Regions from separate parts of the Homo sapiens genome. Here regions 1 and 3 are each linked to region 2. Evidence: chromatin contacts called from ENCODE Hi-C or POLR2A ChIA-PET data. All regions are on one chromosome and are shown on one strand. The core of a region is the stretch at or near the end of the contact, and the rest is flanking DNA. Distances in the headings are between cores, read along the strand shown. Region 1 has its middle 22 kb from the start of SPRY1. Region 2 has its middle 33 kb from the start of LINC02435. Region 3 overlaps LINC01091 (long intergenic non-protein coding RNA 1091).

Evidence for each region. A loop is a pair of places that touch in the nucleus more often than their neighbours do. ChIA-PET counts read pairs that join two places held with the same protein, here RNA polymerase II (POLR2A). Pooled maps may share reads with other maps.
Region 1: a map of PC-9 shows a loop between it and region 2 (5-fold over the local background). The contact joins two enhancer-like sites. A Hi-C loop is called at or near these places in 22 of 168 maps with a recorded cell type or tissue (Caco-2, Calu3, HepG2 and 12 more) and 15 of 50 pooled maps. POLR2A ChIA-PET finds 5 or more read pairs at or near these places in 3 of 52 experiments (HepG2, MCF 10A and PC-9).
Region 3: a loop to region 2 is called in a map of heart left ventricle, with 7 times the contacts of the local background. The contact joins two enhancer-like sites. A Hi-C loop is called at or near these places in 3 of 168 maps with a recorded cell type or tissue (GM12878, Right ventricle myocardium inferior and heart left ventricle), 2 of 37 single-sample maps with no recorded cell type and 4 of 50 pooled maps.

The regions. Positions count from the first base shown.
Region 1 is chr4:123,416,699-123,421,086 of GRCh38, forward strand. No RefSeq gene overlaps it. Among named protein-coding and RNA genes, the nearest start is that of SPRY1, 22 kb to the left of the region's middle. RefSeq lists an enhancer at 1,609-2,166. Within about 2 kb of position 1,898, at least 12 of the 41 ENCODE cell types and tissues checked have a DNase peak (open chromatin) inside an H3K27ac peak, as active enhancers do; they include PC-9 and mammary epithelial cell, where a contact is called at or near this core.
Region 2 is chr4:123,552,876-123,557,450 of GRCh38, forward strand. No RefSeq gene overlaps it. Among named protein-coding and RNA genes, the nearest start is that of LINC02435, 33 kb to the left of the region's middle. Within about 2 kb of position 2,641, at least 28 of the 41 ENCODE cell types and tissues checked have a DNase peak (open chromatin) inside an H3K27ac peak, as active enhancers do; they include PC-9, heart left ventricle and mammary epithelial cell, where a contact is called at or near this core.
Region 3 is chr4:123,747,597-123,752,159 of GRCh38, forward strand. All of the region lies in intron 3 of LINC01091 (long intergenic non-protein coding RNA 1091), which reads left to right. Among named protein-coding and RNA genes, the nearest start is that of LINC01091, 100 kb to the left of the region's middle. RefSeq lists enhancers at 1,434-2,019, 2,020-2,603, 2,604-3,187. Within about 2 kb of position 1,980, at least 6 of the 41 ENCODE cell types and tissues checked have a DNase peak (open chromatin) inside an H3K27ac peak, as active enhancers do; they include heart left ventricle, where a contact is called at or near this core.

The DNA of each region.
Region 1 (4,388 bases), core at 648-3,147, 140 kb before region 2:
CTTCTATCCAGTGGAATTGGTTCGCTCTCTGTCCCTGCAACACACCTTCAACTCCAGACCTGAGACACTGTCTTTGCCTTTTCAATCCTATTCTTTGCAACAAGGTTTAAATCCTACTTTTCTGACTGGATCATGGCAAAATAATCTCTCTCAGAAATTCTTTAGTAACAACATTCTGTAAACTGATCATTACTTTTAATGTTGAGTTTTTAGTGTTTATGTCTTGTCTCCCTTCCATATTATAATTCTTTCAGACTGGGTTTATGTTGTAGATTTACCTGTACTCCTAAGGTGCTTTGCCCATAGTAGGCACTCAATAAATATTCATTGATATTTTTCCCTGCATTTTACAATCGAGTCATAAAAGCCCATATTTGGCTTCTGTTTTTCTGGCCAGAGGGCCATTCACTGCATTAATAAAATATATATTCTGACATGATGTGTCTCCTGCCTAAAGTCATTTTTGTCTAGCAAATACTAGTAAATAGAATTCTAAAAAAGATATGTAATTATCTGCTGCAGAGAATTTCAGTAATATCATTGATCATGTTAAGGTTTCCAGGGGAGACTAATTTTAAGAATTGTGGCAGTAAAACCTCTGGCACTAGAGGAGACAGATGTTCAAGGCTGTGGAATTGGCTCACCTCTCACGGGATATAATAATGCATCCTTTCTATAACATCCCAAATAGATAGGCCTGACATGGAAATGCCTGGAATCAACTCCTCCTTCATTTTACTAATGTATTTTTAGTTATTGATAATGCAAACCACTTGGTCTTCTCTGTTAAGCGTCCAAAGTATCCTTAAGAGTAATTAAAAAAGTAAAAAAAAAAAAAATGCCAGGGCCCTTCCCAGCTTCTTAGATGCTAATGCTCTTTCTCCTGGATACTAAACTATTGTTTACTCTTCTTGCTGAACTTGGCATAGGCATGAAACCCCTCAAAACATTCTTTTTTTTCATATGTACTATGGCTGTAAATACTTTTGAATGGTCTTGGGGATAGATCTATAATATTATGGAATCTATCACTCAAAGCACTATTATTAGTAAATACAGTAATATCTCAGATTGTATATTGCACACATTTTCTGTAAGTACCTAGGTTATAACATATTGGGCTTTTGACATACTTACGAGTGAAAGAGGGGCCAAGTTATTAGCCTAGTTTTGCAGATAAAATCTAACACAGGGAGGATTATGATTTTCACATTTATTGATAAAGTTAGGACTAGAACCTAAACTCCCTGATTCTGTTAGTTCATTCTGCTCTCACTATGTAAGATCAAGCAGATGGGCCAAACCAGCTGAAGCATCAGGGTTTGGCTCATGACTTTTGCTGTGATGGAATATCCAGTTGAAAAAAACAATCCTTATTTTCATACTTGAATGTTATAGGAAGCTCATTTTAAATTGCTCTGTTCCATATGAAAGATAATCTGGCCAATTTCTTAACTGTATTCAACTCCTATGCTTTAGAAACAACGTTGTTGTGTTTACAGGGAATGTTTAAAGCCCAAATACACAAAAGTAAATTTAAATCCCCTTACATTTTTATTATTTCAGTACTCTAGTTTATTATAACTCAGCTATCTATAGTGAACAGTTGACCTCTTATTATCTCCTCCAACCCCATCCCTGCTGACATCATTAAACAGGAAGGATTCTAATTATGTAGTCTCATTTTGGAGAAAATTGGGAAGACTACGTAGAAATCTAAACGATGTGTGTTACTCTCAGAGCTAGGAAACTAGAGCCAGGTCTCATGGCACTCTAATTAAAAACTTTTATTTCTGCAGATTTATTCTGTGGTCCTTACTGAACAGATCTGCCTTGGGTTTCTGCTGGTGAGTTTTTCAGCAGGAATGCAGGCTTTGTTTCTTTGAATAGTTGAGTGCAGATTAGTGGTATGCCAATTTCCTGTGGCCTTTCAGAGCTGCAATTTGAGCCCTGTTTGCTCCTGGCCCTTGCACAATTGAAAACAATGGGTGACTTCTTTTAGGTTTCACTTCAGGGCTCTTAGAAACAGGGGAAGTGGCTAAAGCCCTACTTTACAGGTAATTAACAATAGATAATGTTTGCTCTGCATTTTTTAGAGCCGATAAAAGGTAGAAGAACATATTCAGCTCCTGATTTAGACACTGTGCAGTGGTTTTATGGATACAATAGCTGTCTTAGCATTAGCAAGGTGGCATGGAGTATCATATATATCTGACAGCACAAAAGTTTTAAAAAGCAGAAGAAAAAAGAGTATTATTAAAACACTGAAGAGTAACCAAGAAAGCACTCCCTGGAAGATGCTAGAGAAACAGCGTCATTTTAAGCCATGCATTTTGACTCAGGCTGTAAATCTATATGTTTTATGAGGTGAACAATTTTCATAACTTGTTGACATTTATTCAAGGTCTTTTTGTGTTTTACACATAATTCAACTCTAGAATTCTCCTGTTTGTTAAAATAGCTTCAGCTTAAAAAGGCTTTATTTCCCATTACATTTAATCATTAGCCACAAATATTCTTATGAAATGGTTTTAGGGACTGGGCACTGTGGTTCATGCCTGTAATCCCAGCACTTTGGGAGGCCAAGGCGGGTGGATCACCTGAGGTCTGGAGTTCGAGACCAGCCTGGCCAACATGGTGAAACCCCATCTCTACTAAAAATACAAAAATTAGCTGGGCGTGGTGGCGGGCACCTGTAATCCCAGCTACTTGGGAGGTTGAGACAGGAGAATCTCTTGAGCCAGCGGGGCAGAGGTTGCAGTGAGCCGAGATCACGCCATTGCACTCCAGCCTGGCAACAAAAGTGCCTGGGCAACAAGAGTGAAACTCCAACTCAAATTAAAAAAAAAAAGATTTCAGGTGCTTAACGTGTAGAAAACAATGTTTTATTGCCCTTTTATTGTGTCTTGGGTAGTGATAGGGTGTTTACCTTAATACTTGGAATAAATATTTTTAGACCACTCTTCTCTGTGAAACATATTGTGTCCACCTGTGACAAGGTAGGTGTGTAGGAGTACTGATTGATTGATTCATTAAATCCTCAACAGTTACCAAGCACCTACTCTGCCCCACATCCTGGCCCCAGCACTAGAGGTGGAAGGATGATGGAGACCTTGTCCTTAAGGAGATTATGGCAATCGCTTTCCCACATTCTTTGGAAAAAATGAGTAATCTCAATTTTAATACATCTACAATTGAAATGTGTAGGCAGCACTCTTGATAAAAACGTTAAGGACTAGGCTGGGCGCAGTGGCTCACGCCACTGCACTTTGGGAAGCCGAGGCAGGCGGATCACAAGGCCAAGAGATTGAGACCATCCTGGCCAACATGGTGAAATCCCATCTCTACTAAAGATGGGTGTGGTGGCGCGTGCCTGTAGTCCCAGCTACTTGGGAGGCTGAGGCGGGAGAATCCCTTGAACCCTGGAGGTGGAGGTTGCAGTGAACCTTGATCGTGCCACTGCTCTCCAGCCTGGCGACAGAGCGAGACTCCGTCAAAAAAAAAAAAAAGGAAAGACTAGGTCATATCTGATACCCCAAGTAACTTATTTTTAGAGTGAACAAAGTCTAAACCAGAAGTTAGTGGCTTTTTGTTCCAAGCCACTTCTAACTAGCAACGTGAAATGTCACCTTACTCATCTGCTTTTGAGTAATGATGAACAGAGAGAAGTTGCTTTAGTAGGGAATTTATATGTCGTTTAAAACCAGAGCAGCTTTTTCTAAGTGTGTTTAGACACCCTTGAGAACAGTGTTTTAAGTACAGAGGTGTACAAAGGTGAAGGACCCCTACATCAATTAATTAGTCAGTCCAGACTTGCTGAGCACCTGGGACGCGTTCAGTGCTGTGCCAGTGGTGTGGATTTAGGAAAAAAGTATAAGCTCTTGATCTCCACTAAGAGCTGGATCAGGAGGCTGACCTGGCAGCCGGAAATGGGAAAGCATTTAAATCCTCTTATCTGCTGATAAAAGTAACATGTTTATTGTAACATTGTTTTTGAAAATGCAGATGAGTATAATGAATTAAAAATGACACATAATCCTGCTACCCATTTCTTAGTTACAAATGGGCTTTAACAATCATTTGGATACATTATTTACCTGTCTCCTAGTGTCTTGAACTTTCTTTTCCATTTTTTTTTTTTTCTGTCTGAGATGGAGCCTCACTCTGTTGCTCAGGCGGGACTGCAGTGGTGCGATCTCAGCTCACTGTAGCCTCTGCCTCCCAGGTTCAAGCAATTCTTCTGCCTCAACCTCCTGAGTAGCTAGAATTACAGGCGTGCGCCACCACGCCCGGCTAATTTTTATATTTTTGGTAGAGACGGGGTTTCACCATGTTGGCCAGGCTGGTCTCAGACTCCTGACCTCGTGATCCTTCTGCCTTGGCCTCCC
Region 2 (4,575 bases), core at 1,391-3,890:
CTCCTTGGATTGCTGAAATGAAATGGAGGCCTTCTTTGCAACCTGAGCTCTTCTAGCTTTCTGTTTCTCTGTGTCTTAGAACAGAAGTTCATGTTTTGGGTCAGTAATGTAAGTAAGAAATTGAAGAAGTAGATGATTACAAATGAATAACCTGTTGTTAGTAGTGTACATAGGGTGGTTTTAGATCTATGTAGATCATGATGATTTGGTTGTGTGGCTTCGGCAGCCAACCACCTAAATTACTTGAATGAAGCTTCTTTCCTGAAAGGAGCTTGGATTCATCTGAATTTCAGAGTACTTTCATTTGAATATCCTGTCAGCATAATTCAAATTTTAAAATGCTTGCTTGGGTATTGTATTTTTTAAATAGAATTTTAGCATTTAACAACATAAACCAAAATAATCTTCTCCTTCCACCTCTCCACTGAACCTGTAGAGAGTCAAGGCCTTGTCTGAGTCCTGTGTTCTTGCCCTCCCTGTGGCTGCTGGTTCTAACCCAACTCCAGCCCCTTAGCAAGTGCTCTCCTCCTTTGAGCCTGTGCTGCTATTACACACCAGGCTCGCCCATTTCCTAGGGTGTCTCTTGCTGCCTTCCATCCCCCTCCACTTCACCCTAACCCTCTTCCTCTTTCTCGCACTCTCTCATTTGGTGTTTCTCAGTGGGGTTTGTGGATGTCCCGCATCAGAACCACCTGGGGTCTGGCCAGGCCGACTGGATCTGAAAGGGGTGGGAGCTGCAGAGGGGTCTGTTTGTTTTTCAAGCCCTCCTGGAGATTCTCTCACCAGAGTTCAAGAGGCACTGCTCTAATTTTTTTTTTCTTCTTTTAGAGGCTGGGTCTCACTATGTTGCTTAGGCTGGTCTTGAACTCCTGGCCTCAAGCTATTGTCCGGCCTCAGTCTCTGAGTGGTTGGGATTACAGGCAGAACAACTGTGCCCGGCTCACACTGCTCTAATTCCTGATACCCACCCAGCTAAGTTCCTGATTCTGCTTTACACCCTTTGCCCTTTCTCTTAGGGAGTTCATACTCTCCAGCAGGCTTTGTTCTTCTGCTACCCAGAGGCCCCCCTCCAGCTCCCACCTCTTATCTAGCATCCAGCCTTCTATTTGCAGTTATTCCCAGGGAATCTCCTGCATGCTGGGTGTGACCACCCACACTTGTCATCTCTTGGAACAACATCCCCAGGAGGTAGGTATTTTTGTATCAGGTTATTTTGTAAATGAGGACATAGAGACTAAGAGGGATATATGTATGGTGATATTTGCTTTGTTAGAGGGAATAATAATAAATGTACATTGAATACTTGGATGAGAGAATGATTCACCTTGAATATACTATCTTTGTAGACTTGATATGAAACTTGGGTTTGTTGTTCTTTCTTACCTTACTTCTACTAGAACCACTGGGAGGCAGGAGAGGGGGAAAGAGATGAAAAATGCTGTGCAAAAGTTCTGCATTAACAATGAGAATAAAAAACCTGTGGGAACCTCCCTCAAAAATGACAGGGCTAACCAGGAGTGCCCTAACTGCAACTTTGCCCAATAGCATTTTCTTTTTTTTTTTTTGAATTGTGTGGTGTTCATTGACTGTTGATTATTACAGAACTGGGTCAGTTGGAGGTCAGGGAGGCAGGGAAGGGGTAAGCTGTGGGCTGAGAGATGAAACAAGCGGTTCTACCAATCCATGTGAAACCTTTAGGGAGAATGTAGGGCTTTAAAAAACACATTTGGGAAATTTTCTTTATAAAATTATCAGAAGAGTAGATCACTGCCCTGTTTACACTTTGCATATGCAACAATACAAATGTAGAAAAATAACCCATTATGAGAAAGCAGTGAAAATAATTGCACATTAAGAGAGTTAGGTCACTGCTGGCCAGATCTGGCTATGATTTGCATCAGTTTTAGTTTTTCCGAAAGGAATGTTTGATCCAACAGAAAATGGGCTTTGAGTGTGCCAGAGCTCCTCTTTCTTCTCCTGCCCCCTCCTCTTCCCAGGTTGACGATGGATCCCCCAAGGCACTTGTTGCTTCCTCCAAAGGAGCTCCCCATTACAGCTGGAAGAGAGGCTTGTTTCTCCAGCTGTCTAACCTTTAGTTTTATCTGCCTCTTGTTGACCTCTTAGTTTTATAATGAGTCAGTTTATTTGCTTGTACAAATTGAGTTTTCTTAGAAATATAACAGTTAGAAAGAGGCCAATGTTTTGTTTCCCCTTATGAAGGAGAAGTAGCTATGGGACCGGGCACGGCTGAGGCTGTTCATTCCATGCCAGTCCCTGTTGTTGGTTTATTTTAGTACCACGTAGTGAAGCCTTGTGGGCAGAGAAATATTGTCTCCCTTGTCGGAGGTAGAAATATCTGCAGGGTTTACAAGCTAATTACTTCTCGATTCCCTGGGAGTTCTAAGAATTTGCTTAGCAACTGGCCTGACCAGTCTCCCCCAGCTGCCCCCCAACATGACTACACTTACTGGTGGCGCTGATGGAGCAGTTTTCGAACTAAACAAGGATTAAGCATTTTGTGAAAATGGTGCCAGTCTTTTCCTCGATGGGACCTGAGCCTGTAACCTAGTCCAACAAAACGAGGGAGAACAAGCCAAAAAAAACCTTTTTAAGAAACAACACAGGCAGTAGGAAATCATACTGGTCAGGGCTTGTTTTCCTGGCGTGGGGCCTCATTCCAACCTGTTGCAATCAGCTCTAGAGTGTCTATAGGGACACCCTGGTGCAGGGGCCCCGCGGAGGAAAGGAACTTTTACATTTCTGTTTGACTGGGCTGCTTGCCAGGGACTAAGTTCAAAGTGCAGTTTCCAGTAATTTGCTGAGACTTCTCTGTGGGTTTGATAGGCCAGGACAGAAGCCTGCAAGCCGAAGTAATATTTCCTGATTTCTGTCATTCCTTAAGAAGAGAAGGAAGGTTGTTGAGGGACTAGGGATTGGAGAATTTGTTGGCTCTGAGAGCAGATCGGACCCCCACTTCCCCCTGTCAACCCCAGCCCCTTCTCCTCAATCCCGTCTAGGGCCATTGGCAGCCTGGCACTAGATGGAATCACACGGGCTCCCTCTCAGAGCAAACGTGAGGTATGCATTCCATGAGCCAGCGAAAGCCTGCATTGATTTACTGCATGCTAGCATTATTTGGAGCTATAAAGTTGTCGAGTAATGGCAATATGTTCTTGTTTTCTCATATCTGTAGGATGAAAGTGAACATTTTTATAATCCTTCTCTCCTCACCACATTTAGTTCCTGGTGTTAAACATGTGGGCTTGATTAAAGGGGAAAAAGAACTGCAAAAAGTTAGATTTTTACATTCCTCTCTTACAATGCCTCATTCCCTCAACCATCCCCTTCCCAGAACACTGATGGCAAGGCCCACATTCTTGTCATTTCCTCTTTGTCTCTCCCCTTCTCCCTGCCCTGTGTCTATCAGAGGACTCGATGCATAATAATTCAAAATGAATCTTTATTAAATGAAGGGGTAGGTAGTGGTGGAATCTCACTTCAAAGAAGGGTTGGGTAGAATGATATCGTTTCTATGTCTCGTAGAGGCTCACAGGAATAGTGCTTTATTGATTTTGATTACAACTGCTTTTCTACAGCAAGAAATTGTGTTGCAAAAATGTTTGCTGTGGTCCCCATATCAGTCACTCTTTACATGGAAAGGACTCAGTTGAGCATGAAAGACATTAGGAATTGGGGAGAGAACAGAGAGGTAGTGGAGCACAGCTGAACTCTCCAAGATTCTTTAGCCCTGTCATCAAGTTGCAGTCACCTTTTATTATGATCACTCACTACCTCAAACATCTGTATACCCAAACCAAAGCAAACCCCAGGAATACACAAAGAGGGTGGCGTAAAAGGGGTAAATAGCCTGTAGGAGTTACTTCCTTCTTCCCCGACAAAGTTCCTTGACTTACTTCCTTAGTTCTCCTGCAATATACTTTTCATTCGCTAATGTGCCTCTGAAAGACTGACTATATGTGCTGCTTTTCCTCTAGCCTGGAAACCGAATTATAGCAATTTAACATTATAACATAATTCTACTGCAATAAAGCAATTTGGGGCTGGTGGTAGTGATGGAGTGGATGTTGGCGGCAGTGGGAGCAGATAATTTATTAGAAGGGAATTTTTCTGCATCTGTTTAAGAAATGCCAGGATAAAGCCATGTTAGTATGAAATCTTATTTAAATATTTTTATTTGAGGATTGGAACCATGTGAAACCATCTATATATGTATCTGTGATGCCAAAAGAACTAGTTAAAGGTTTTAAAAAAGGAGACTTTTTCATTATTTGAACTTGTATTACACAAATAATGGTTTATGTACTTAATTGGCTTTTAAAAAACCTACGTGAATGAATTGACTATTTGCTTTTTACAATGTGAAGTTAAAAAACGAGTCTCAGCTGGGTGCAGAGTGAGCCTGTAGTCCCAGCTACTTGGGAGGCTGAAACAGGAGGATTACTGGAGGCTAGGAGTTTGAGGCTGCTGTGATCGTTCCTATGAATAGCTACTGCATGCCAGCTTGGGCAACATAGCGAGACCCTGTCTAAAAAAAAGTCTCAAATATTTCAGTAA
Region 3 (4,563 bases), core at 730-3,229, 190 kb after region 2:
CCCCTGCATATGGTGGTGCTGGAAGGTCTGAGCAGCAGGACAGCAGGCAAAGGGTTTCTAGAGACGTGCCAGCCAATGAGAAAGCCATGTGGGCTGGGGTGGTAGAGTACTTTTAAGAAGTGTCAAAATGAATATTAATGTAAAGGGCTCTGATGCCACCTCCCTTGCTGAAAAAACTTCAGTATAATCTGCTAAATAGATACTCCAATGCCTTCCTTGAGTGTTCTTTGTAGGGTAGAGGAAAGAGGGGACACAGGTACATCAGAGTCCTCATTGGAAGAGTGAAAATAGCAGCTGCTTGAGGCTAAAGTCTAGATTTCAGTGGGTACAGAAAACTTGATGTAGACTGTAGGGCATATACCACACAGATTTGCAGAGATTTTCAGAAGAGCAACAGCCTTCTTATTAGATGTGCATTTGCTGATTTGATGGAAATCTCAAGGTCACTGTAACTTCAGTTGACTTCTCCCTTACACAAAGAAGAGGCTAAAAGCCGTTATTGATTGCTCTCAAGAAATCAGAGAAGAGGCCATGGCCACTCAAATATCCTAAAAAGGCTTTTGGATTTATGGAACTGTGGAAACTAACAGTCTTTAAATATCAACTGGTCCAACCTTTGTCTACTTCCTTCTCCTTCTCATCCTTTTTGCAATAAAGGAATCAAAGACTTAGATTCAATATCCAATGTATACCAGGCCGTTGAGTAATCACAGATGCAAGACTAGAATCTGACTGTGGATTCAGAGTCAGAAGCCCTGGGTTCTGCTCCCTGCTGCATTTTCTTATTTTCTGTACCTTCTTGAACCTCAGGTCCCTCTCTGTAAAAAGAGGTAAGTAAAATCACATCTCACAGGGTTTTTGGAGGACCCTATGAGTTAATGTGGGATTTGAAAACTGTAGGAATGTTAAAACATTTTATTGTTATTATTTATGAGGTTATTTGGGTGCCAACAATTATACGAAGAGGATTATTTTGGCTTTCCTGAAATAGCAGCAGTGCTATAGTTGAAGTGACTTCACTGTTCTGCATGTCTGTGTGTGCACATGTGCAGATCCAGGCCAGGGCTAGGCAGTGAAGTTTATAGATTGTCTTTTGGGATAACGAGCTTTTGGGCTCTTGGTAGGCCTTCTAAATAATACATTGTTTTTCTTCTTTCTTTTCTTTTCACAGGAATTAGAATAATAGCTAAAATTTCTCACTTGTTTCTTAAGGAAGTTAGGAATACATCTTAATAAATCAAGAAGTTCAAACACATCATCCATAGCAACTTGAAGTAGACTCCTATTCTGTTTAACCATGCCTTTTGAGAGTCAAAATCCAGGGATGCTCCCTACAGCCAGTCTTGAAGAACAGAAGGGGAACTACATGCCACCAGGCTATGGGAGCTGTTTCAGCAGCAGATCATTACCTAATCTCTTCCTGTCTCCCCGGTAGAGCTGAACAGAGCCTGTGAGAGAAAATTCCGGATGTTAAGGGAAGGAGAAAGAGGTATAGGTGTAGGGACTAAAAGTTGATGTGGTATCATTCCTATGAAAAAAATAATCAGATTCATTTTTATATTTCCTAAGCACGCTTATATTTGGTGAAAAAAAAAGAGCATGTTAGAGACATTATTTATGATGGTCATGCCTCAAATCTTGTCTTTACTTACAGTTTCCATTTCCAAAACTCTCTTAAAGCTTCTAGTCTTTTTAAGCCTGAGTATTTTAATAGAAGTAAAGTCTCTCCTGTCAGAGTGCTATTCCCTAGACATGTTTGCCTCCAGGGTCTGAAAAGAAAGGAGTCCATTTTACACCCTGAAGCAGAGTGTACCCCTCTGTTCTCTTCAGACAGTGTGGGGAAGGATGTACCCCTTTAATCTCAAGAGGCAAGAAAATATCGAAACAGATGACTTTGGCAGGTTTGCTGAAGGCTGGCGGCAGGTTGGCCGGGCCGCAATCAGTGGCCTCCAGAGTTCAGCGTGACAGGAAGCAGGGGCTGCTGCTCTGCCTGGTCATTAGTGAGGAGCAAGAGAGCCTGATGATTAGTCCTTGCAGCACTGGAGAATGTTCCCATATCTGGCCCAGGGGACAGAGAGGTCCCAAAACATCCCAGACATTTGGTCGTCAGCGCTTTCATTCTCTCATCACTCAGGAAGTTAGAGAGAAGATAAAAACAAATTAAAGAATTTTTTTTAAAGCACTCAAGTTTTTCTTAACATTTTCCATTTCCTTTTACAACACAAGTTTTAAACCTTGTGATGAAATGCTAAGTCACAGATGTAAAGGTGTCAAGAATTATAATTGCACGTTCCACACACAACCTTAGCTCCTCTGAGCATGCAAAAAAACCAGGAATTAAATAACTTGCTGATTCAACTTTGTCAATACAATGAATCATATTAACAAAATGTTAATGAATTAGTGAACTTCCGCAAAAGGTGAAGAACAGCCATGAGCATCAGCATTATCTTGAGATGTTAGGGAGAAAGGGTGGTGGGAGGGATTGGGAGGTAGCAGCAGCACCAGCACAGAAACAAGGGCCAGAAACAGGCCTCCTGCAGGGGCAGCCACTTCCTCCTCCTGCCTGCTTAGCCCTGCTCTGCAGACACACAATAATCACCCCAGCGGGTCTAGGGATCAAATGACGGCACTGCTGAAGGATTAAGAGCAACTCTATCCTCTTGGCTTGGACTTTGGAATTTTCATTAAAATGACCTTGGGTGTGGTGAGAAAGGAATTCAGACAACAGGGATCAAGTCTTAAACATGTCACCTGGGAAAACAACCGAAGGGCCCCTTCAGAGAGAGCTTTCTTTCTGGGACTCAGGCAGAGTTGTCACACTTGTTTTCCTAAGTGTTTCTCACATGGGATTAGCCTCCAGATATGTGAAAAGTGAGGAGTTGAAGGTCTGAGGTAGGCAGAATGAGGCAAAAAATAAATTACAATGTGCTAGTGCAGGCTGGACTTCTTAACGTTCTCAAAGCTCTGTAATGTTTGACTTGTTGAGAGATTGCCCTCTTCCTCTCCTCATCTCATTGCTCTCAATGGAAGGAGCTGGGGCTCCATCTGCAATTCATGGTGGGTTATTGTAAAAAGCACTGTAGAGACTGGGTTGGCCTTATGTAGGCAGCAGCCTGTAGTCCAGCAGACGTGGATAGATGGCTGCAGGCTTGAGACTTAGGTAATTTGAGGCCGGGCATGATGGCTCACACCAGTAATCCCAGCACTTTGGGAGGCTGAGGTGGGCGGATCACGAGGTCAAGAGATCGAGACCATGCTGGCCAACATGGTGAAACCCCGTCTCTACTAAAAATACAAAAATTAGCTGGGTGTGGTGGTGCATGCCTGTAGTCCCAAGTATTTGGGAAGCTGAGGCAGGAGAATCGCTTCAACCTGAGAGGTGGAGGTTGCAGTGAGCTGAGATTCTGCCACTAGACTCCAGCCTGGCGACAGAGTGAGACTCTGCCTCAAAAAAAAAAAAAAAAAAAAAAAAAAAGTAACTGGAGAAAGGGTACAGGCCTCAGAAATTTAATATCAGAAATGGGAGGACTTGGGAGAAAAAGTAATCTGCTGATGACTACCACAAAGTATGTAAAAAGAGAATAGGTTTCTCAGTGTGGCTCCTATGTCTGTGGGCTCCTGAAGTGGGCTTAGCTGAAGTAGGAAAAATCATAGAAAGGTCCTCTTATAGCATCACTAACGAAATCAACAGATGTAGGCTAGGAAATGGCAATGACTAGACGTCAGAAAAAGGTTAGACAGTGAAGGTTCTGCTGAGACAGAACTGCAAGGAAGTTTTTTGGTCTTTGTCCATGCCCAGCAAGGTGTGGATCCTGATGTCTATCACATCTAGGATTGGCCATGCTTGGTTCTTAAACCAGTGGGGTCCAGTCTGATCATGTAAAGGACCGTCTTCTCCCATCAGTGCTTAGAGTAGTGAGGAGATGGGACCTGGTTCTGGTACTTGTGATCAGAGTGCCGGCAATTAAATTTGGCCCTTGGGATTTGTAAATTATTACATAAAGCTGCAAGTTTCCAATCTAACCACTGTCATCATCATCGTCATCACCATCATCATCATCATTATAGCTACCTATCAAAGGATAAACTCCGTTAGACATGGTATATACTGTTTGTAATCTTTTCTGATTTGGGAGACCAAGGAAATGAGTATCCTTATAATGTCTGATGCTCTAAAATACTAGAGCTCAACAGTTTTTTGAGGTCAGATTTTTAGTGATATGACCAGAGAGCTAGAGAAAGCACTTTGCAGTGTGAGAGAGAAGAAAGCAAAATTATATACATAGGCAATGGGGTTGGCTAGAGAGTTACGAGGGTTTTGGTTGTTCTTAAGCCACAGACTCCATTTTATTCATAGGTTCTACAAAACATTTTTTTTATGATAAAATTTTCTTTTTGCTGAAACTATGGAGGTTTATGTCACTTGCATAAGATAGTCTGAATTAGTAAATGTTAATAAAGCCTACCCTTCTTGTAAAGAAAAAGTTACAAAGAAAGAATAAAATGATTGTAAAGGTTAATAAAAGGATATAGGAAAATAATGGCTTACCATTCCATACT